Regions from separate parts of the Mus musculus genome. Here region 2 is linked to region 1. Evidence: chromatin loops called from intact Hi-C (ENCODE). Cell type or tissue: heart. All regions are shown on one strand. Links, peaks and the distances in the headings refer to the core of each region. The heading gives the core; the rest is flanking DNA.

Region 1 (11,430 bases), core at 3,794-6,293:
AACGGAAGTGGGTGAGGTCTGTGTGCCGGCTCAGGAGGCAAAAGCGCACTCGCGTGTGGCTTGCCAAGCCTGATAATTTGAGTTCGGTCCCCAGGACAACCCTCATGGAATTCCTGATGATGACTAGGTTGGCCTGTGAACTCCCAGAGACCCTCCAGTCTCTCACCCAAGCGCTGGGATTACACTATACCTAGGAGCCACCACACCTAGCCCAACAATTGACTTCTTAATGAAAATATAAAATGACAGTAGACAGGAAAGAAAATTCCTAAATGTTTAAAGACCCAAACATCATCAATGCTACATGTACTCTTTCCAAAGAGATAGAAGCCATCTTGGACATGGCTTCCCAGAAATCAGGATCAAAGTCATTTTCTGAGTCCAACCAAGCCTGCACCCAAACCCATGACTCCACGCCATCGTATGCAAATAAAGGCGGAAGAGCAAATGACCCTATTCACAGATTCAGAGGAAGAGAATGGGGTAACCGCCAACAGCCATTTATGATAGGATCTTCCTGGTCTGATAAGTGACTTCTATAAATAACTCAGGCATTCATCACACTCCTGCTGAAATACCGACGGCTTCCTGCTGAGATCAAGGATGAGACAAGGAAGTTGCCCCTGCCTGGTGGAAGCATCATGCTACAGGAGTGCTATAGGAAACGTGTGTGTGGGAAGCTTGCTTGGATGCTGCGCATTGACGATCTATGAGAAGCTCCACACTTATTTAGCTGGGAGACAGAGGTTAGTTCTAAAGCCGGGCTTAGGAGATGGTTCAGGGGTCAGATCACCAGCTGTGCAAGCGAGTTCAAATCCCCAGCACGCATATAAAAAGGTGGGTGTGGTCACATAATTATAACTGGGACCACTGGGGTGGGACTTTGGGGCAAAGGGCAGCAGGGTCACACATTGGGGGTTGGGTGGGGCAGGTACTGAGGCTTGCTGGCTGACAGCCAGCCTAGCTCCAGGGTCAGTGAGACAGGGGACTCAATGTCCTTTGGCCTTCCCATGTGACGCACATGGGCACACACATATAAATGCACACATGCGTAAATCACACACTCCTCCCCCCCACCCCCACAGGACACGGAAAGCATTTAGAAAAGGGAAGAAATTCAAAGTTGTGGATGTAGGCTAACATAAAAAAAATATAAAATATATAAAAGCAAATCCTAGATACGTTAGATTCCTCCATAGGAAAATTTCCAAATGTTATTTGCAGGAACTTTATGGATTTCGAGGTTCAATATTGTAAGGAATATTTACAAATTGTTCTACTGCAGATTCGATGCCATTTTAATGAAAACCAGAACAGTTTTTGCTCATTTCCTGGAGACTGGGAAGTGAAGCTGATTTTAAAATTCACGCAAATATGCAAATGGCTGTCAGACACTGTGCCGATGGCTACTGTAACTTTCTGTGGGCCAAAGAACTAATAAATGAAGCAACAAATAAAAAGCCCAGAAAATGCCTGGGGTACCAGGATATGCAGAGCTGGGCTCCTGGAGAGCTCGCGCTTCCTCTCTGGGTTACTGGGACAAGGCTCAGCATCCAGTGTGGGCCACCTTATCTATGAAGCACCGGGCCAGGCCACCGAAGTTAGAGTTCAAGTCAGAATAAGGGATTTTTCCTGTTTGCCAGGGTTTGGTTTTGTTTGTTTGTTTTAAGTTGGGGGGAATCTGGGATTTGGAGATCGGTGTCCTTCTAATCCTGAATATTCCAGGCAGCCTAGGGACATCGGTTACTAAGTCTTGCCTTGATTGCCAAGTTAGAAGGCATAAACCAGGCACAGTAGTATGGGGCCCCTCAAGAGGCAGAGACAGGTGGGTCTCTGTGAGTTCAAGGCTAGCCATGTAGCAAGTTCCAGGTCAGTTGGGACTACACAGTATGACCTAGTCTACAAGAAAAGCGGGGAGTTCATAACACAGTAGATGGGTCAGGTAGACAGACCTCAGTTAAAAATATTATTTTAATTTTTGCATACTTTTTTTTTTCTTTTTACATAGGATCTCATGCAACCTTGGCCTAGAATTTGATACTATATAGATCAAGCTGGCCTTGAACTTCTGATTCTCCTGACTCCATCCCCCAAATGCTGGGAATATGGGCATGAGTCCCTACTCTGTCCACTTTCATGCTTGTGAATTTTCTGACTAAACCACCTGAACTCTTGGAGCCTTGGGTCCCCTACCTGTGAGAGCAAGGTCATAAAGATGAATTGAAAACCTGCCTGCAAAGCCCTTCAGAAGCATCTGGCTCATATAATTACTTAATAAGTAGAACCAACTAAAGACAACACAGTGGAGCCAGATGCTGGGCTCTGAGGCCACTGAAGACAAGATGGAGGAGTGATGAACTGGATCTGTGGATCCCTGGGGAGAGATGGTCGGGGAAGCATCTGTGTAATGGGTACAATGTTAATCCACCAAGGTTTCAAGCTTCCCTTATTAAGCCTGCCAAAGGATAACTAATACATCCCTGCTCTGCACTGCTACTGGAGAGCAAGTGATCCCACAGCCCACCTCACCCACACCCGCATACCGTCCAGTCCACCATCCTTTCCTGTTCGGTGAACACACAGCGACCCTTCATCTTTGGCTGGTGTAGCTCACAACCTGGTTAATCCTTATTTGGTTTCCTGGGCCTGATTCTTAAACAAAGAATCCTTAGTTCATGGCCACCTATAAAGAATGTTCTTAGAGCCAACCAAAGCCCTGGTACTCTGTTCCAAACCCTGTTTGCAATTTAGGCCTCAATGCATACATGGGAGGGAGGGAGTCTGGCTGATGACTGCAGGGAGGATCTGGCCTCCCTCTGGGAGCACCCTGGCACTCAGACACACCCTCACTTCTGGAGGAGCTCAATATTTGATCCGTGCCCCTCACCAAGATGCTTCCGAAGGCACAATTAAAGAGCTCTGCTCTAGGACAGAGCTTTTCTGTTTGTTTGACAATAGCGTGCGTGCGTGCGTGCGTGCGTACTAAGTTTTAGTCGTTTTCATCCCCCCTGCCAAACTTGTTACTGAGTTCCCCTCCTACTCCCACACCATCTTTTGCATGTGGCCCAGTGATTTTAACCAGACTTCCAACCCCCAGCACACCAGAACCTGCGCCCTGTGCGGCTGCTTGAAGCACCTTCTTATTCTTGCCCTTACCCACCTGCCTTGGAAACCCTGTGCCACGTTAGACCAAACCAACCAGAACAAACTTGTTCTTCAGCAGATCTCTGTCACTTTCCCCAGTGTTCTCCTGCCAGTGGCTAGTGGCTATCGCAGAGACTCAGACAGAACTCGGTCAATGGGCCGATATAAATAACCGTGAGCTCTGGGCGGTGGATGAACCAACTCTATCAACCTTCCAACCGAAGCTCAGCAGATATCGTAGGGAAGGAGGAGGGGAGAATGTAAGAATGTGAGAGCTGCAGGATAGATGGGGAGGAGAGCTGTGCATGCCGGCTTCTGGACGAGGATGCCACTGCTGCACCCATCAGCTCACAGTGGATATGGCTGTCAGTGCAAAACATGCACAAGATCAAGCCAGTCAAAATTTCACCATGAACAGGGGGAGGAGCCCCTGAGGCCCCACTCTTGATGGAAGACCTATTTATAGTTGATGGCTGCTGAAGCAGGGAGTCATTTTCCTTTGGGGATATTGCTGCTGGTACGTTGTCGGTGCTCCAGTGTATGGTCCGAATATGGGTCTCTGGCTTTACTATAACAACAAACAAGGAGGAGCCAGACACGGTGGAGCACATCTTTAATCTCAGCCGTCAGCAGGCAGAGGTGGCTGAATCGCTGTGAGTTTGACCAGGACAGCCTGGTCTACACAGTGAGAGCTTGTCTCAAGAAAATAAATAAATAAATAAATAAATAAATAAATAAATAAATAAATACATAAAAGGGCATGAAGTTGGAAGGGAGAAGGGGGTACTAGAGGAAGTCAGAGCAGTGGTGGAGTGGATATGAAAAAGGAGCAAACATTGAAACGCCATGCCCTTGCAGTCCTGACTCCGGTCTGAAGTTTCAAATGAGCAGTGAAGTGCAGCTGTGTTACTGTTTCTGTCCTGTTGTAAAACCAGAGCATCCCCTGCTCCAAGACCCGAGAAGGCAGATGTGGACATGAAGGTAACTGAGGAGGTACAGCAGGCGCCGTAACCACATCCAGCTCTCCTCAGGAATAAGCCACGCCACGGCACTCATTCCTGCGCATGCGCTTTGAAGACTAGCACCGGCGCCCCGGGATTTAAATGGCCGCCACGTGCTCAATCCACTCTGTACCTCCGAGGAAATCCTTGAATGATGCTGGATGTATCATACTAAGTCTACCCACCCGACACCAGAGATCACGTTCAGAAATGGTGAGCTAGTACCTCAAACCCTCCTCTGCAGAAGGAGCAAGGCAGCCTGTGTCTTTCCTGAAACCAAGGAACACCAATGCTGGCACCAACCCAACTCCCCACACCCCCGAATTCTATAAATCCAAGCAGATAGGAAGAAAATATTTGTATTTTACTACTAACATTTAGAGACCCATTTGATACACTCTTTGTGGCATTTTTAAGACATACTATCGACTTCTAGTGAGCTGAGAAACTTCCTTAGACTATCTTTAAAATGGATTGCCAGGTCTCTGACTAAAAGTTTGACCTCTGAACCATGGGGTTCAGTGTTTAGCAAGAAAACTTTGTAGGCTGCCTGGCTAGTGTGGGACCCAAAGCTCTCAAGACCCGATTTACATGTCACAATGACCTAGTGATGTAATTACTGTTACTTTCCCATCCTGTAGGTGCAAAAACCTGAAAGGTGGGGAGGTTAAGTCATTTGCCTAGAGTCCCTTCTGTGGCTGGTGAGTGAACCCAGGAGCCCAGCTCGTCCAGGGCTGTGACGTGAGCAGGCACGTGTGACTCCCTGGCTCTCTAAAAGCTTACTGTTTCATCAGCCTGATATTTTAAATGCCCCAGCAGCTCACACAGACACTGTGAATCCTAGGCTACAGGCTGTGCTAAGGTGCTGTCCCTGTGTTCCCTCCCCATGGTAACCTGGCATCAGGACCCTGTTCAAGGTCACAGAGCTCTAGGACTGTGAGCCACAGAGTCCCTGGAGGAAAGGACCAGACTCTCTCACTGCAGGGCTGTGGGACACAGGCTACCCACCCAGTGCTGTTTCTTTCCTTCTGCTACAGATTAAAACAACACGGCACAGCAGGAAAAACAGGAAGCTGGTTTCCAGAAACGCCAGAACAACAGCCCCTCTGTTCCCAGCTCCTGGCAGGAGGCAGCCGCAGCCTGTGAAGGGGCCCTTGCCTGGAAGCAGCCAGCCTCCGGGCTGTTCAGGGCAGGCCACAGGCAGTCCTGAGTCAGGAAGGTTGCCTGTTTCTCTAAAGCAGCCACCTAGTTCCCCTGCTCAGCCCCAGGCTACAGAAGGCAAGAAGCAACAAGGCCACTGGGTAGGTGTCCATTTATGGCCTCAGTCCCACACCTGGAAGCTGGGTCTGCGTTTTCTCATCTCGCATGCAGAGAACAGAGAGTTCAAGGGATGTGTACCTAGGACTTCACGGGGGCAGGGTCCTGGACCTGGCTTGTCTGCTTTCAAAGTCCCTGGTTTGGTGTGGTTTTCACTATGGAATGCTGTGAGATTTCTTGAAATTGGCCAAAAAGGGTATCTTGATTTTTATTTGGCTAACAAAATAAACAGAGAAACCAATGAGTTAGCACGAGTCTCCTTTATAAAGAAAAATATCTAGCTGGGTACGGTGGGGTGGCTCATGCTTGGAATTCCAGCCTCGAGGGCTTGTGGATGGAAGTGGGAAGCTAGCTCAAGCTACAAATCGAGCTTCTGGTTAGCCTGGGCTATGGAGTACCCGTGTTCTAACAAAGTAGCTTAGCTAGCTAGCCTTGTAAGTAGCACTACCAACAAAATAGAAAACTCCAAAAATTGTTGGTATAACAACACAGCTCTAGGGGAAAGGTAGGTAGATGGCTATTATTCTGTTTTGTTGTTGTTATTGTCCCCCCCCCCTCCCGTTCCCCAGACAGGATTTCTTTGTGTAATAGCTCTGGCTATCCTGGAACTTGCTCCGTAGGCCAGGCTGGCCTTGAATTTACAGAATTAGGTCTGCCTTCTGAGTGCTGGGATTAAAGGCATGTGCCACCACGCTTGGCTGCTACTATTCTTTTGAAGAACAATTTGGTAGCCTGTTTAAGAATCAAAGATTTTTTTTATCTTTCTTTCTTTTTTTCGAGATAGCATCTCACTGTGTAGCCCTCCCTGCCTGGCCTTGAATTCACTATGTTGACCAGGGTGGTCTCAAATTGAGAGCCCAAAGGTGCATGCTCCCACACCAGCTCACGAATGCTACTGTCTATGCTTTTACTCCATATCTCAGGTCGAAAGTATACTGAGGGCTTAAGTTAAAATATGAGCAAGCTATACGCAGCATGGGTATGTCCTCTGAGTTAGCAGAAGCGGGACTTGTGGCAGGAAGATAAATATGATAGGAAAGGCACGATGCGTACCAAGTATAGTGTATTTACCCAATAATGTAGCAAGTATGGGTTATTTACCCAATAATGTAGCAAGTATGGGTTATTTACCCAATAAAACATTATTGGCCACTAACTCTGGTCTCTAACAAGGATGCATATAATTTTTTTAAAGAGATTTTTTGCTTTTTCATTTCATGTATAAAGGTACTTTGCTTACATGCATGTGTGTGTACCAGGCACATGCATGCTGCAGAGGCAAGGAGAGGGGGTTGGATCTCTTGAGATTGGAGTTACAGATAGCTGTGAGATGCCATATGAGTGCTGGGAATTGAACCAGGGACCTCTGAAGAAACACAGCCAGTTCTCTCATCCACTGAACCATCTCTCCAGCCCCATGGACACTGTCTTTATAGCAAAGTGAAACTCAGTTCACTGAAGGTTAGAAAAGAGTAACTGGTGGTCTGGGAGAATGGTTTAGTGGGTGAAGTGCCAGACACCAGGACCTGGCTTCAATCCCTCATCCCACATACAACTGAGGCATGGACCTGCACTTCTAACTCTAATGCTGGGTGGGAAGTATAAGGAAGGTGTGGAGACAGGTGGATTCCTTGGAGCATGCTGGCCAGCCAATCTAACCACACAGTGAGTACTGGGTTTAGGGAAAGACCCCCAACTTCCAAAGATCAGGTAGAAACAAACCAACAGTGGAAATCACTCAGTGGTGAGCCCCTGGTCTCCACACACAAGTGCACATATCTGCACGCACACCCACTCACCCATGTACACACAGTTACATAGTCATACAGACATAGACACTACGCAAACACACACAATCAAGGAAGAAGAATAACACAATAAGGAATACAGAAATGTAGCTTAGGTGAGACATGGTTATACAGACACATGATGCTGGCTATTCAGTTAGCGGGGGTAGGGGAGAGAGAGTGCACTGTTGGAGGTGCGCCACTTTCTATGGGCCAGTTTTTAATCACACATCCACGTTTCGAGTATTGTTGCACGCTGTGACTGACACTTGGCGGGTGCTCCCAGGTGATGCCTTTCAGAAGCAAGCCCGGAGGGTGGCTCCCAGCATCCTTCCTTTCATGCGGGTTTCTAGGCAGAGCCTGTGCTGTGTTTGTGTTCTGACCCTACAAAAGGGACTTTTGTTCCATTAACCACTTGTGGTTTGCTGCTACACGGTCATGGGGAAGACATACAGGCTTTCAGACTTCTTCAGAAACACACTGAGGACTTTGCTTGTTTTCTACCTTAAGAACAGAGGGCTCCATTTACCACGTGCCGCATGGCTGAGAGCACACCAAGGCCCTCTGTGTATGCAAGCTTCCGTTTCAGCCCTACAGGTTAACTTCCACCTCCCTGAATCCACAGGAGAACTTCACGATGAGATCAGAGTGAATTCACTCTTTGTGTCCTTGCTCCCAAAATGCGCACAGCCTTTCTATGAGCACCTGCGTTTAGCTTATGGGAAAGCGAGTTTGTATGGTTCATTCTAGCTTTCCCTGCTATGCCCTGCTCCTAAGATTTACTCAAGAATGCTATATGCATGAGTCCCAACATCTGTGGGATGAATGTCCTTTGGCAGTGTGTGAGAGTGAGTTCTGTCCACATGACACATCCAGCTGCACCTGGGAAGGGAGTCTCAATGAGGAACTGTGTGAATCAGACTGGTTTGTAGGCGGCATGTCTGTGAGCAATTAGAGTAACGGAGGTAGGAAGATCTGCCCACTGTGGGCGGAACCATTCCCTGGGCTTGGATCCTGGACTGTATAGCAGAGGAGAAAGCAAGCTGAACAACAAACATGCACATATTCTCTACTCTCCGTTTCTCGTTCTGAACCTGATGTGGCCGGCGGCCTCAAGCTCCTGTCCCAGTGACTCCTCTGCTCTCATGGAGTGTTACTTGGAACCATGAACCAAATAATCCCTTCCCCCCCCCCCCCATACTGCTTTTGTTAGAGGTTTATCACAGCATCAGGAAATGAGACCCGGACAGTGCATATTCCTCAAGGCATTTAATGGTGCGTCTTTTCCGGGCCTGCCTGATGCCTATCATTCACTCCGTTAGCATCTCCTGTCATACGACATGCATGCATGTCATAGTATGCATATGGCCAAGCATACTATTAACCGGGTCAAGAGGGTAAGACAAATGTCCTTAAATCTCTATTTTTTAAAGAGAAAATTACATGTGGCATAATTTTTAAGACTGTAATTCTATTTAAAAGGTGCCCACTTTGATAACTGAGAATGTTTGAACTTTTAAAAATTCTTAATTTTTACCGTTCTCCTTTGAGCCTATTGTGAAGCAGCTATTCTTAGAAGGGCTGTGTGTGAACGGTCCTAAGGCTCTCAAGGGGATCTGTCAGGAGGATATGGCTGCTGTCTGACAACATGATTGTATAATCTGATGTCTCTGAGATCATGCTTCATGTGTGTGTGTGTGTGTATGCACACACGCACACACTGCACATTCCAGGGGAGAAAGGAAGTTTCTGCCAGTGCCTGCGCCAGGCAGAGATGGTGACCCACTTGGCCACAGGCTCCCTATGACATCATCACAACGAGGGGAGGGTGGCTTATGATCACAACTCTCCTATGCTACCTACACCAGATAGGTCCACACAGACTGCTCGGTCCACACAGCAGGCAGGCGTGCACAGCATCATGGGAACCTCAGAGCAGCTGTGCATGGTCAGTATAAGAGACGTTTTTGGTTAGAAACAAAGGGAAAACCCAGCGGGTAAGTTCAAGGTCCAAGGACAAAGAGGACAGTGTGAGCAGCCACCCTCAGTAGGGTGGTCCCCTGCTTACTCCCCACCCCACTGGGCACCATTTCTTTCTACTCATTCTTTGGAAATCAAGTCCTACACTTTGTGCGTACCAGGGTTCCAGTGACTACTCCCTCATCCTGGGAACTTCTGCTCTAGAGGTCTGTTTTGACCTGGCCTTGTCTCCCAGGATCATGGTAAACCATCAGGGAGGCACTGTTGAAACGCAGGTGCCCCAGGAGGCTGGCTGTTCCCTCCACACACTCACCCTCCTTCAGATCTGAACAGATCTTAGGAATCTTATCCACCAGGGTTCTGGCAGGAAACAGATGGCATTCTCAAAATGAGGAATGGGAGGAGGTCAAGAGGTGCCATTTATAGATGGGGCTTGGGGCAGGACTCTGGGACCAGGCTCAGGAGTGCACTTAAACCCTAGGTGGGATGGGTTGAGGAAAGAGAGGTCACCAGAAATTGACATAGTGCCAGGTGCCCGGATCTTTGGTCCGTCACAGAGAGGAGCGGGAGAAGGGATGCTTTCTTCTCTCTCTCCCTGCTGTCGTCCACTAAGCAGAACAACACAGGAGGCTGCCAGGAAGCTCGGGAGCCCATTTACGGACTCCCTACTGGGAAGCATCCAGGACACAGACAGGGTGGAGAAGAGCTCTGGGGACGGACAGAAATCATCTGGCCCAAGAACTAATCCGCCTGTCCTCCGACTTGAAAGGTTCTACTCTTGGAAAGGGATCACAGTGGAAAGCAACAGGTGAGGGTAGAGCTGGCCTGTGAACTCTGTCCCCACCTGCCAGCCTGTACTATCTTCTCTTTGATTGAAGGATACCTTCCTACCGGTATCCTGTTCCAGGACTCAAGCCTCGGAAAACAGCGGGCTTCCGTATCACTTGGAACTGTGGGTATCTGTTTTCCGGAGGGTGCATTCCAAAGCTACTCCTCCCCAGTACAGTCTACATTCCCCCGAGCTACTCCCCAAATGCCTAGTGGTTCATACCTGTCGGCTACACCTTAGATGTGAGAAGTCCGGGCTTTCACAATACAAGGGAATCAGTGCTCAGGATAAATACCGTGCAGCAGGTACAGGCAAGTAGACTCAAGTGGGTCTGCAAGACAAATCTGCAGCTCTCCAGGGCGGGGGAGGGGGAAGCAGCAGGAGGAGGGAAGGAAAGAGCCCTTCCATGCAACTACAGCTCAGCCCGCCAGGCCCTGGCCCTCCATGAACTGACAGTGCTCTCCCACCCTGCCCACATACGGAAATAGCTGTGCATTGACCCACAAGCTGCCCAGGCCTGGAAAAATACTCCAGGATACTTAAAAAAAAAAAAAATCACATGTTCTCCCAAGCCTTTCAAAACTTGACCAGAGAACTGGCTGGCTAAAAAAAGGACCAAATCAGTGAGATTATCTGCACCACAAGTTCAAAGCGAAAAGACTCGGTTTCCTTTAGAAATTCTATCAACCCTGTCCCTTTATGTAGCAAGACAGGCCCCTTGATTCTCCAAATAACAAGTGTATCAGTAAGAGCCCAGTGTCGGCCATTGGTGATTACTGTCATAGGACATTACCACAGCTCTGGGTCGATGAAATGGAAGGCACTAGGAACCTGTACCGGGCTTCCCAGCTTTTATGTTCATTCATCTCATCTCTAATTGTTTCCAGAACAAAGTCACGAGACTCAGCGTGCAGTGGTGCACTGTGTGGGGGCAAACGGCAGAGGAAGGCTCTTCCACTTCTTTCTGTTTCTTGCAGGCATTGAGAGGCACTGAGGCCTTGGGAGTGGAGGTGTGACGAGCCTGCACTGTGTTCAGAAAGTCACTGAAGAGATAGTGATGTCGAGGAGGAGGAGAAGGAGGGAGGAGAAGAGGAGGAAGAGGGAGAGGAAGAGGGAGGAGAGGAAGAGGGAGAGGGAGAGGGAGGAGAGGAAGAGGGAGAGGAGGGAGAGGAAGAGGGAGAAGAGGAGGGAAATAAGGAGAAGGATGAGGAGGGAGAGGAGGGAGAGAAGGGAGAGGAGGAGGCAGAAAAATCCAACAATCCGGAGTCAGGAAGCTAAGCCAAGAGGCTGTTTCAATGCTGAGTCCAGATGCTAGCGCAGACAGAAAAATAACCTCCCCAGGCTGCAGGCAGCCCGTGTGGTAAAGTGCTTG
Region 2 (11,430 bases), core at 3,798-6,297, 49 kb before region 1:
AAAAAAAAACCACAAAAACCAAGCCTCAGTCCGGCGCTCGGGTGCAATCTTCCCGCTCGCTCGCTATTTGGCTGCTTATTACTTCAGGTTCCTCAGCATCCCGGAGCGGCGTCACGAGCACCACTGAAGCTGCTCACGCAATTAGTCTTGACACCACTGGGGACGACTATGTTTTCCTTGAGGCCGTGTTCTGCTTTGTGTACATGAGATCAAAACCCAGGCTCGGGATCACTCGTTAGCAGCTCCCATTGAGGCTGGCTGACGACGCTGGTGGAGCAGAATGTGTGGCTCTTGCCTTGGTCAGCATAGAGTATAGACCCAGCCAGGAATGCCCCAGCCAGCAGAGTGGGGCTGAAGACCTGGGGTCGAAGATCCAACAGGCAGATGAGGATGGGTGCTATCCCAGGCAGGCCGTGGGGGAGGGAGCTGCTAGTGGCTCCCGGAATTCTGCACACCACAGATCTCATCTCTGGGGCCACTCAGAGTTTTCCAGGTACCCATGAAGACCCAGGTGCCTCTGCTAAGTGGATTGACTGACTCTGCGAGAGTCACGGTCGGCACAGAAAGGATTTGGGAGAGCGAGCTAGGGTCTACTCCGCCTGCTTTCAACTCACCTGTGAAGCCTGTCTGGATGCTATTGGTGCTTATGATGGTAAATACTGAACATCAGGAGTGTTTACCCTGCGACAGTGTCCATGGCAGTGCCCAGAGAACAGTGAGGGCTCAATGAACGTCTGCTTGATGGGAATCTGGGGCTGTGCTGAGCCGTTCACATGGGCCATTTCATTTAATGAACTCTAACAGGCAGATGGAATTATCCCCAATTAGACAAGAAGAAACCAATGTGCCAGAGGTAAAGGAATTTACCAGAAACCATTCAGCTCCCAAGGCTATCAGAACTCCCAACATTCTGTGCCTGCCAGTGACACTTGACACCTGCCTCTTAACTTGTTCCTCCCTGAAACCTGTGGCCATCAAACACGGGGACACAGGGACTCTAAAATCTGGCTGCTCTTCAATGCGTGAGGGAGACTCCCCCACACCTGCATCCATCCACAGTCACAATGGACGGGTCTTGTGGTTTTGTCTGTGGATAACTGGTTTCAGGTGGCTGCATAAAGCAACTTCATGGAGCATTTGTTCCAAATGCTCCCAGTCACCATGGTAACCAGAAACCTCTCAGCCTAGCAGTGTGCACATGGCCTGCATCTATCGCATCTGGGGTGGGAACCTGTCACCGTAAAAATAGCTTCCTCCACCTTAACAAAGGGCTCTTGGCAGCTTGGGGGGTGTGGTGGAGGGTGGAGAGGTTGGGATGACGGCTGGGAACAGGACGCAGGATGCAGGACACAGGATGCAGGACGAAAAGGACGCACCTTGGCCAAGCTGGCAGTAAAGAGCACACACTCAAAGAGCTGCCCCATCCTCTGGAGGAACTCGTCCACGTGAGGTCGCTTCAGCACATACACCTGCGGTGGGAGGAGACAAGAGCTGTCAGTCATAGCATCCAGGGACAGCGTGGGCCTTGGAAGAACTGCCAAGGGGCCCTTCTCCTGTTGCCAGGCCTATGTACGATTTACTGAAGCTTGCACTAGGTTCTGCGTCTCAACCCTTGTAGAGAGAAAGGAAAGCCGACCACGTCGTCAAGGTTCTTGAGTATCTTCGGAGCCAGTAAGCAGAGCACAGCTGTGCCATGTCCAGTCGCAGTTGCTCATGCATCCACTTGGCACTTGCTGAGTCAGCCCCTATGTGGCCACAGGCCACAGCCTAGGTGCTGTCCTTCTGGAAGTCTAGGACTAGCTGCGGCCTCCAACTCTGAACATCCCTGCCCCCTGGGGTTAATGCACTTGAAAACTTTCTAGTGGACACCATGGAGGTCACCCTGCTTGTGTAGGGGTACAGAAAGCACTTCACATGGGTAAGGGGCTGCTTCCCACAGTTGGGCTCTGTGTATCCTTCTGATCAGACCAGACAGGCCTGCGAAGCAGCTGGTTTCACCTAACACCCAGGCTGCAGTCTCTGGAGGCTAAAGGAATGTGTAGGAACTGGAAGAGAGAAAGCAAAGCCAGGGAGAGGCAGTGGGCAGAGGGAGGGACCAATTAAAACTTGAGTAAATTCCACTAGAAGTTAGCTACATCTTTAAAATAAAACATAATTACCAGGTCTCAGCGCTGTGCTCAGTTCAGCTACAAGGCTGAATTGGAGCCCCCAATCCTCTGGAGACTCGTGTGGTGGGCCTTGCCGGCTCAGCTCACTCAGTCTTGAGCACACACTGACAGAAATTAGTGAACACAAGAAATCTCACAGTGGGGTATTCATTCAAGATAATTCTCCCTTCCAGAGGGCGTCTCAGAAAGCAACATCTGGCCTTGACCTTGAATAAAGAGGAGCTCACACGCTGAGAGAGAGAGAGAGCTGAGCCTCCAACCCGAGCAAAGTGTGAACGTGAGGATCGGAAGCGTCACAACACTTGGGTTTGTGTTGGGCCAAAGCCTGTGTCCACAGCCAACCATAGGCAGTGAGAGAAGCCCTGGAGGCTGCTCAGGGAGGAAGCAGTTAAGGTAAAGAGCTAAAGGTAGCAGTAAGCCACAGGGCCTCTAAGGGCAGACAGAGCAGGGGAGGGGGCTGCGGAAAGGGAGAGGAGACACAAGACTGCACCCCATGCAAGGAAAACACACTGCAGGACAGACTTCCTAGATGGAAACACTGCTTTGCAGCATGCCAGGAAAAGGCGCTTCCTAGGGCAAAGACCTGGAGAGAAAGCGGCTGGCTAGCTTTAGGAGTGGGTTGGGGGTCTGGCTCTGCAGCTGAGGGTGGAGAGAGGGGCCAGAGGAATATAGGTGGTCTATCCTGGGTGCCACCAGGATCCTGCTGAGCTGGGGTGTTGGGCTAGGCTGAGGGCAGAGCTGTGTGGCTGTAGCAGCTGCAGGACCTGCTTTGCTCATAACACTCGTTGTTGCTGGTGCCAGTGACTGGGTGTGGCCTCCGGTCCTGAGTCTCCGGGAGGACTGCTTGGCCAGCAAGCTTGGCTACAGGCAAAGGGTTGGAGATGGACGGGGGAAACTCTGTTGTTGCCGCCTTTAGCAGAAAGGAGGTTCCTGGGCCCAGATGCCGGCGTCCAGGCCCGCGTCCCCGTGCAAGTAACCAAGAATAGGCCCCTTGGGACCTGCACAGCCTATCCTGGATTACTTGAACGAGGCCACGGCCTTCGCCAGGGCCTCGGTCCTCCAGCTTTTGTACCTTCCTTCTCTCTGGAGTTTCTGCTCCCAGCCCTGATGCCCGGGGTGTCTACTGCCAAAGAGAAGGGGCAAGGGAAGCCGGGGTGGGTCCTGCACTCCGGACGTGCTTGTGGCCACGTGGTGTGAAGAATTATTTTCTTGGGCAGTCCTCCTGAGCCTCACCTCAAGGACTCTTCGACTTTAGACACAACAACCAGCGCAGAGGTCCTAACTGCATGGCGGGGGTGGAGTTAATTCAGTTGGTGCTTTGTGAATGGTAAGTGACCAGGTGCCTGAAACCTTCCCAGGTCCTATGTCCTGTAGGACAGGATAGAGAGCTAGGTGGGGGTAAGGGAGACAGGGGGAACCAAGTCTAAGGAAAGAGCCCTGGCTTAGGAGTCAGGAAATCTTATCCTGATGATTGTCATATATAACCTTCTGTCTGGGCAACGGAATGGCTAAAACAGCTGATTTCACAGCCCTGGATTGTTCTAAACTGCACTCAAGAGTTAAGGAGCCTTATTGGCATCGTTAAGAAATGACATCCTGTGTGGCCCAGGAACCAGGAAATGTCTGTCCCTTCCTGGGATATGAGGCCAGATACTCTCCCCTTAAGGCCTTGAGTTTGATGGGGGAGACAGTCTGTCCCATCACTCCTAAGAAACATGTGGCAAAACTATATCTACCTTAACCTCCAAGGCGAGCTTTTCTACCATGTTTCTAATGTATTCATAGACGAAGTCATTTCCAGAAGAGCTTGCTGATGACGAAGAAAAAATAAAGAAGAAGCAACTCCCCCAAACAAACAAACAAACAAACAACCCCAAAACAGAAAACCCCAAAAACCGGAAGAAGATTGATGCCAGCTGACGATGACAATTTATGCACAGCACCCTGCTGGTCTTAACACACCCTTCCCCTTTGCTCTGGGTTGAGTATTTGCTAAAAAAGACACTGGAGAAAACCACATGGGCAGAGAAGCTCTCACGGGAGCAGTTGGCATCAAAGTGGACATTTTTCCCAAGAATGCTCCGTCAGTGGGTGACTGGTGGCATTTTCCTGTTGCTAGGAGAAGCCAAAAGCAAATGCATGATGAAGTTGACCAGATGTCAAACCCGGCCAGCGGTGGGGACAACTAGGGGATTGCACAAAGGCTCCTAAAAGTTGAAATCAAATCAGAGATCATACCTAATATTTATTAACAGAAAAGGGTCCTCATAAACACGGTAAAAAGCAAATGCATGCATGAGGCAGAGAATCATTCACAGTATTTTTATTTAGCTTTTGAGACAGGGTTTCTCTGTGTAGCCCTGGCTGTACAAGGACTCGCTTTGTGGACCAGGCTGTCCTCAGACTCAAGAGATCTGCCTGCCTCTGCCTCCATGCCTGGCTTACTATACTTATTATACAAAGTTTGTTTCCTGAAGTTAGAATAAAATGGCCACTGAAGTGAGAATTGAAAAAATGATGTTCCCAGGGAGTGTGGTTACAAGAAAATGCTCTCTGGAACTGCAGGCTAACTCTGGTTCCTTACCTGGTGTATGGTTCCGTCGATTTCAACAGGAACAATGAAGTCAGCATTACTAATGGGCTAGAGAGAAAAGAAATTGTGATTAATACATATGAAAGGAAAGAGAAAATTGGAAATTGTAGCAAGAAAGAAGCTTGCCTGGACCAATGTTTTGACGATGGCAGGAAATAGTTCACAAGGATGCTGGCAGAGGCCTTGGGTCCTTGAAATAAACATGTAGGAAGGAGTATTTCTTCCTGTCCTGAGTGTCCTGGAGTTCCAGCATCTAGCCCAATCTCTTGGACACCTGCCTGCCTCAACTGCAAAGGGTGGCATAGTCTGGCAAGAGAATGGGGCTGCTCAGACTCCAGCCTGGAGCCCAGACAGGATGGGGGACGGGGGGACGGGGACGGACCACTGATGGCCACCAGGGGGCAGAGATGAATGCCTGCTGGCCAGTTGTCACTACCACTGGAAAAGCAATTTGTCCTTGGACTCAGAGTGTGGGCAGCTTGGCACAGGATGCTCAGAGGACAGAGCCACAGCAGGCGGAAAGCCAGATGCCACAGGCGAATATCCTGGGTAGACATTCCCCTCTGGACTTCAGCATCTGCTCCTCAACTGTTATGGTGGTGGGTGCGATGGGTCCCCACGGCTCCATCAGGCCTCAGGCCCTGCCTGGTGGCCTGGCCTGGTTTCCTACTCTGGGATTGGAGGACGGCCAGCCTAACTGCTCTGTTCTAAGAAACACAAGACAGCTTACCTACAACTTCACAGGCATTTAACCTAACCCTTGGTTAGTATTAAACACATTTGAAAAATAAAATATTACCTCAGCAGTCACAGTCATTGAACAACGGGCTCATAAGCAGTTCTAAATGGAATCCCACACGTTAGAAAACTTAACGGAGAGGCTCAAAAGAACTGTCACCCTGCAGACGTTAGGGAAAGAGCGACTTGGGCATATGGTGGCCACCGGGTGGTGAAGGACATGCAGAACCTTTGGTCAGACTGTAAACCGGGTCTACATCTAAGCCCCTCAGTGCACCACACATTTCCCTTGACGTATACACTGAAAACTGTGGACTGCGGTAGACTAGACCCGCGACTAAATGCTCAGATGCGGGAGCGCTACTTAAGCCCGAAGTTAATGTTTCCAGGACAGGAAGGCGAGGGACGAATTCAAAATTTCATAATGTTACCACCGAAATATAGAATTACGAAAATCAGAGAAAACAACTGAAGAAGAAGTTGTCAAAGGCTTTGGGTTGTGAAATCCCTCTGCACGGGGTGAAGTAAGAGAGGAGAAATGGCTCCTAGCTTCCAAGTGTGGTCGTGAACTCCCACGCACTGCGTGATGATACCACCCTGAAGCCGGAGCTTTTCCCGACTCCACGAACTCGGGAGTCACACGTGAGAGGGGTTCACGGTGGACACATCCCCAAGAGACTTTGAAATGCTCAGAAAACATTAAATATCATGAGGAACATTCCACTTGCAAAAGCAGCCTGGTCCAAGCCCACAAGATGGCTCAGCAAGGAGACATAGCTCAGTGCTACACAGGGCCTGGTGACATGCGTTGATCTCTGGAACCCACGGTGCGAGGAGAGACCGGGCTCCTAAACGTGTAGTGTGACCTCTACACACATGCTGTGTCACCCACACATCCACACTCAGTGCAAAAATAGAAAAATAAAACAAAGTAAAAGATAATTTTAAAAAGTAGTGAGGCCAGAGAAGAAATGAGGGAGTTTTATTTACAGCTTGGGGAGGCCATGCCCTCTGGTCAGAGACACCAGTGCTGCCAAGGCCTGGCCTTGGAGCCAGGAACCCTTGGTAATCTTGGGCAGCTTGTCCGCAGCTGCTTGGGAGGGCACTCTCTATGCTGCGACAGAAGCTGACCCCTGCTCTGAAAGGCTTGATGCCCCCAGTTGCTTGTTTCACAGAAGGGAAATGTTGCAATGTCATTTAGAACCAAGCTTGCACTCCAGGCCACTGTGGCCCCAGGAACACAATCCTGGAAGAGCCAGGCCCTTGGAATGCTGGGTAATGAGGTGGTCCTACAAGCCTCAGCAGCTAGAACGAGGTCCTTTCTCACTGCTAGGTTATCTATATTCCCAAGCCCTTAAAGATGGCCTCCTGGCCTCGTGCTGAGCCTTCGTTGAGAAGATGCGAGGTAAATCTAATGATTCTTCTGCCTGATGACCTGCCAGAAATGACAAGGGCTCACGCTGAGACACTCATCATGGGTGGAGCCAGTTGCATCTCTCAGCGAAGTAAGAGGCATCCCAAGGCAGTGGGGCATGAGGAACATATTGAGACTGACCAGGGTAGAATAGTTTTATTGACAGGGAATAGTCCAGAAAGATGAGAACCAAGCTCGTATGCCCCCTGCTTCTCCCCAACACACCACTCACCCACATGTGCCAGCATTTGTCTCTTCTAAACAACTCTACTTGTTTGGAGCGGTGAATTAACAATGTAGCCACTGCCGCTCCCTCCCGAATGAGATGGAGCAGGGATAGAGATCAGAAAGCCCCTGACTTTCATTTTCACATAGTTTAACCACAGCTCCGCACCCACTGGGATGGGCTGTGAAGGTGAGCGCTCTGTCAGCTGTGAGGGCACAAGAAAACCCAGCATGAGAATGATCAGAATGGACGCCCAGGCCACTCGGATGCTTAACTCTGGAAGGCGTCCTTCCAGTTGGACATTGTTCAAAAATTGATCTGGGATCATTCCCAGGACAGCAGGGCTACCAGACAGTTTCCCACATTACCCACCATTGTTCAAAAATTGATCTGGGAACATTCCCAGGACAGCAGGGCTACCAGACAGTTTTCAACATTACCCACCCGGTGCACCACCCAACAAAATGCACAATGCTCCAGTTCCTTCAACAAACGTCACATCCTGGTGCCCTGATTGCCTGTGCCACTTGAACCTAAAAGCATTTCTACAGGGCTTAGAGTGGGGAAGCCCAGATCTCAAGGAAACGGTGAGATCTCAGAGACACTGGCAGCCCAGCCAATGGGCTTCCTCAAGCCAGTGACTTAATAATCAATTATTGCAGCCCATATTCACCTGGGTAACAGGATAGGTCTAACCGTCACCCTGAGTTCTTGGGGTGTCTTCCTGAGGAGTCAAGTTATAACAAGCAGTCACAAGCTTTCACCCTTTCCACGGGATGGTGATGAAGTCACATACACCCCCAAGGGATACTGCCTGTGGGATTTACCTTAAACGAACTGTGCACCAGGGTTTCGTCTAGATCAATGACCACACATTTCTTTCCATAGTCGAGCACCGTCACCTCTGGAAGGAGGTATTTAGCTGGTGGCTAAAGGAAGAGGGAAAAAAAAAATCAATATTATAAGCTCAATGTAGGAGTCTGATTCCCCAACACTAACCTAAGGTCCACGGTGATCACATTAGTGAGGGTATGAACAAAAGCAAGCACTCAAAGGCCTGGCTAAGCTTATCACACGGCTTTATTAAAAGTAGTAACAGGGTTCTGCAGTGGAAACTCTGCCCCCCTGAAACAGTGCCTTTCTGTGACTACCGTGAGGGTCTGTGCTCTGGCGTCAAGTCTGAGCTTTCAATATCACGGCAGACACATTATTTTTAATTAGCTGAGATGATAACACCTCCACGTAAGGTAGATGCTTATCAGCTATACCCACAGTAAACCAGCCAGGGTCCTTCTTGGCATGCATGAGGTGGCTATTAATAATAATAATAATATTAATAGCTATTATTATTATTAAAATGGATTCCATCAGAATCTACTTGTAATGGTTATTTAGACTTCATGGGCCTTTTTCCTGGGGTTGTATTTTGCCTAAAACTCACTGTAACCTCTCAGGAAACTTTGGAGCTAGGTTGGACCTGCGGGTTTTTTTTTTTTTTTTCCCTTCAATGACTGGTATTTTTATTTATGTGTTCCTGCTTGTCTGTATGTGTGCTTTGTGTATGCAAGTGCCTGTAGAGTCCAGAAGAGGGCGTCAGACCTACTGGAACTGCAGTTACAGGTGGTAGTTGTGAGCTACTATGAGGGTGTGAGAAATTGAACCTGGGTCCTTTTGCAAGAGTGGCGTAAACGCCTAATTAATGAGCCGTCTCTTCAGCCCCCATGTCAGGCATCCTTAATCAGTAGAAGAGAAACTGTAGACGCACTAACCAGTTGCACTTCAAGTATTAAAGTTTAAACTGGCACCCGCGCTGCTGTGGCATGAAACTGAATGGATAGGACATCTGTGCCTCTTAGATTGAGTTAGACTCCAATCCATGTGCTGTGTCCACCAAAGAGTCTTTACAGCAGCTGACTGCTGTCTTGTGATGGGTCATAAAGAGCTAATACACTGCTCTGTAATTTCAGCCAGCCTTCTCTGTTTTGAGTATTTATTTCTTTGGGCTCTGCCTCATTCCAGAGATAATGTGAAGTATTTTAATTGACTGTGGTACGTTCCGTGCCTAAAGTTAACTAGTTAATTTTTTTCCTGCAAACTGTTTAATATTTGATTCAAAACAAAACATAATTAAATATCTAGACTCAGCCACGGAAGAATGAACAGCAGAGTTTTTCAAGCAAGAAGAGCAAGCCTGAAATCAGGAGTATTTCCTTTAAAGTGGCTGATACTTCCCCCTCTGAACGGCAGCTAATAAAAAATCAACTTTAAAGCTGGGCTGGGTGGTGCAGGCCTGTGACTCCAGCAACTCAGGAAACTGAGGTAGGAGGATAAACAGCTCAAACCTTGTCGAGGCTACAGAGTATAGGGCTCACTTGGTGAACTTAGACCCTGTCTCAAAAAGTAGGGCGAGTAATAGGATAAAAGGCTGGCGTGTGGGAGGCATTAGGTTTAGTCCCAGGACTGAAAATAAAATTAAACTTTAGCTAGTCCAACAGTGACTGCACACCACAGTCGGGAGGCTAGCGAAGGAAGCAGGCACCATGATCACCCAGCAGAGGGGCTGAGCAAGAAGAGCTGCTGCACAAGGCCATAGGCAGCCCTAACTCTAGGATGCTCCCTGGATTGGTGTAACTTTCCAAATCATGGAGACAAAAAGGCCCAGAAGGATCTATCTCTCACAGCTTTAACTAAAGCTTGCTCTTCCTCCAGGGCCCCCTAGCACCAGCAAGGGAGGTGGGATGTCCCCTGGCAGCTGACATGGAATTCAGGGACTGAGGGGGGCTGTTTCCACCATTAAAAAAAAACGGAGTCAGCGGGTTACTAGAGAAAAATCATTAAACTTGCAAGAAATTTTGTAGATAAACATTTTATCTTACAAGCAGGGTTGAGATTTGTTGGGTGCAGGGAGAGTCAGTCCCACAAGTGAACATAAACAAGAGATGGGCAGTCCCCAGCAGTAGGTATGCATGTGACCGGGATAACATTTGTTTTGACTTTATCACACTATCATGTAAGACAGATACAGTCTCACCGTGAAGAATGTGGACAGGTGAGAACCTTTCCTTTTCTAGCCATCCCACCAGGCCCCCGACCCCCTATGTTCAGCCTGCATCCCTCCAGTCCACCCCCCTTGCTTTACACACTACTAAAGCAATGCTTATAACTTTAGTCGTTTAAGTTGCTAGCCTGGAAAACAAGCCTCTAGCAATTCTACCCCTCGAAGATCTGAAACCACCAAGGATCTGCCCAAAGGGGCTCCGTGGTTTTCCGAGCCCAAGACTAAAAATGGCCTCCTTAGCACACATGACCCACACTTCACAGATGTGAGCTAAGAGTAATTAAAAACATAGATGTCCCTGAACCAATGATGCACGGAAAAGAAGACCAGGTGGGTGAGACTTTGTTACTCGAGCTATTGACTTTCCGGCAGAGGGCAAGGCCAGGCTGAGGAGCTGTGAAGGAGAGAGGGCCCCACTAAGCCCTTGCCATTTTCCTAAATGCACACAGCTTCCCCAGGAACCCATGCTAGAGAAGCGTGAATTCACCAGTCTGCCACCATGACCTTTGGAGAGCTGTGCTCTTGGCATTACACTGACACTGTAAGACCACCCCAGGGCTTCGTTACTTAGCTGGTCTTGAATCATTCACTCAAAGAGTTAAGCAAATCTTTGAGTGAGGGCTTCATAAAGCTTAAGGTCCAGAAAAATACCCGTTACATCAGGAAGGGCCTTCCATGTTGACTGCAGTACTGTAAGCTGAACCTAGGGCATCAGCCATGTTGGGTAAGCACTCCATCAGTGAGGCACACCCACCCTCCACTCCATCAGTGAGCCACACCCATCCTCCACTCCATCACTGAGCCACACCCACCCTTTCTTGACTTTTAAAACAAGGTAAAGTCTCACTGATGTGCCCAGGCTGGCCTTGAACTCACTCTACCTCGCCTCCTGAACTTCTGGAATTAGACGCCTGTACCATTAGGCTAGTCATAAAAAACAAAACAAAACAACCCAAAACAACTTTTAGCTATTTATTATCATTATCATCATTATTGCTGTTGTTACTGTGTGTGGGTTATATGTGGGTACCTATATGCCATGCACGTGTGTGTCATGGCATATGTGTGCAGGTCAGAGGACAATTCTGTGAAGTCTTCTTCTATCTTTATATGGGTCCTGGGTTGTCAGGGTTTCTGGGAAAGCTCCTTGACCCTCTGAGTCACCTTGCTGGCCATTTAGCCCTGGCTAGTCTGAAACTCTCAATCCTCTTGGTGTTGGGATTACACACCCGG

What was found. Peaks named below come from ENCODE experiments on the same cell type or tissue, not always from the same donor. Only the 100,000 strongest peaks of a DNase experiment are listed, where the experiment ranks them.
Region 2: it touches region 1 in a loop (1.8-fold over the local background); 2 of 42 quality-filtered maps call a loop at or near these places.

The regions. Positions count from the first base shown.
Region 1 is chr9:118,974,386-118,985,815 of GRCm38, reverse strand. All of the region lies in intron 1 of Ctdspl (CTD (carboxy-terminal domain, RNA polymerase II, polypeptide A) small phosphatase-like), which reads right to left. Among named protein-coding and RNA genes, the nearest start is that of Gm33645, 46 kb to the left of the region's middle. RefSeq lists an enhancer at 4,028-6,330. In heart, for the core only: no CTCF peak of the experiment used is centred there; a DNase peak (open chromatin) is centred at 5,195; H3K4me3 peaks cover 713 bases; H3K27ac peaks cover 2,428 bases.
Region 2 is chr9:119,023,575-119,035,004 of GRCm38, reverse strand. It overlaps Ctdspl (CTD (carboxy-terminal domain, RNA polymerase II, polypeptide A) small phosphatase-like), which reads right to left. Exons shown (of 8, transcript NM_133710.3): 4 at 7,967-8,068; 5 at 4,753-4,809; 6 at 1,377-1,469. It overlaps Gm33645 (a long non-coding RNA gene), which reads left to right and starts at 9,295. Exons shown (of 2, transcript XR_379994.3): 1 at 9,295-9,458. Mir26a-1 (microRNA 26a-1) reads right to left here and starts at 3,209; the gene lies at 3,120-3,209. In heart, for the core only: a CTCF peak has its summit at 5,174 (motif pointing right); a DNase peak (open chromatin) is centred at 5,144.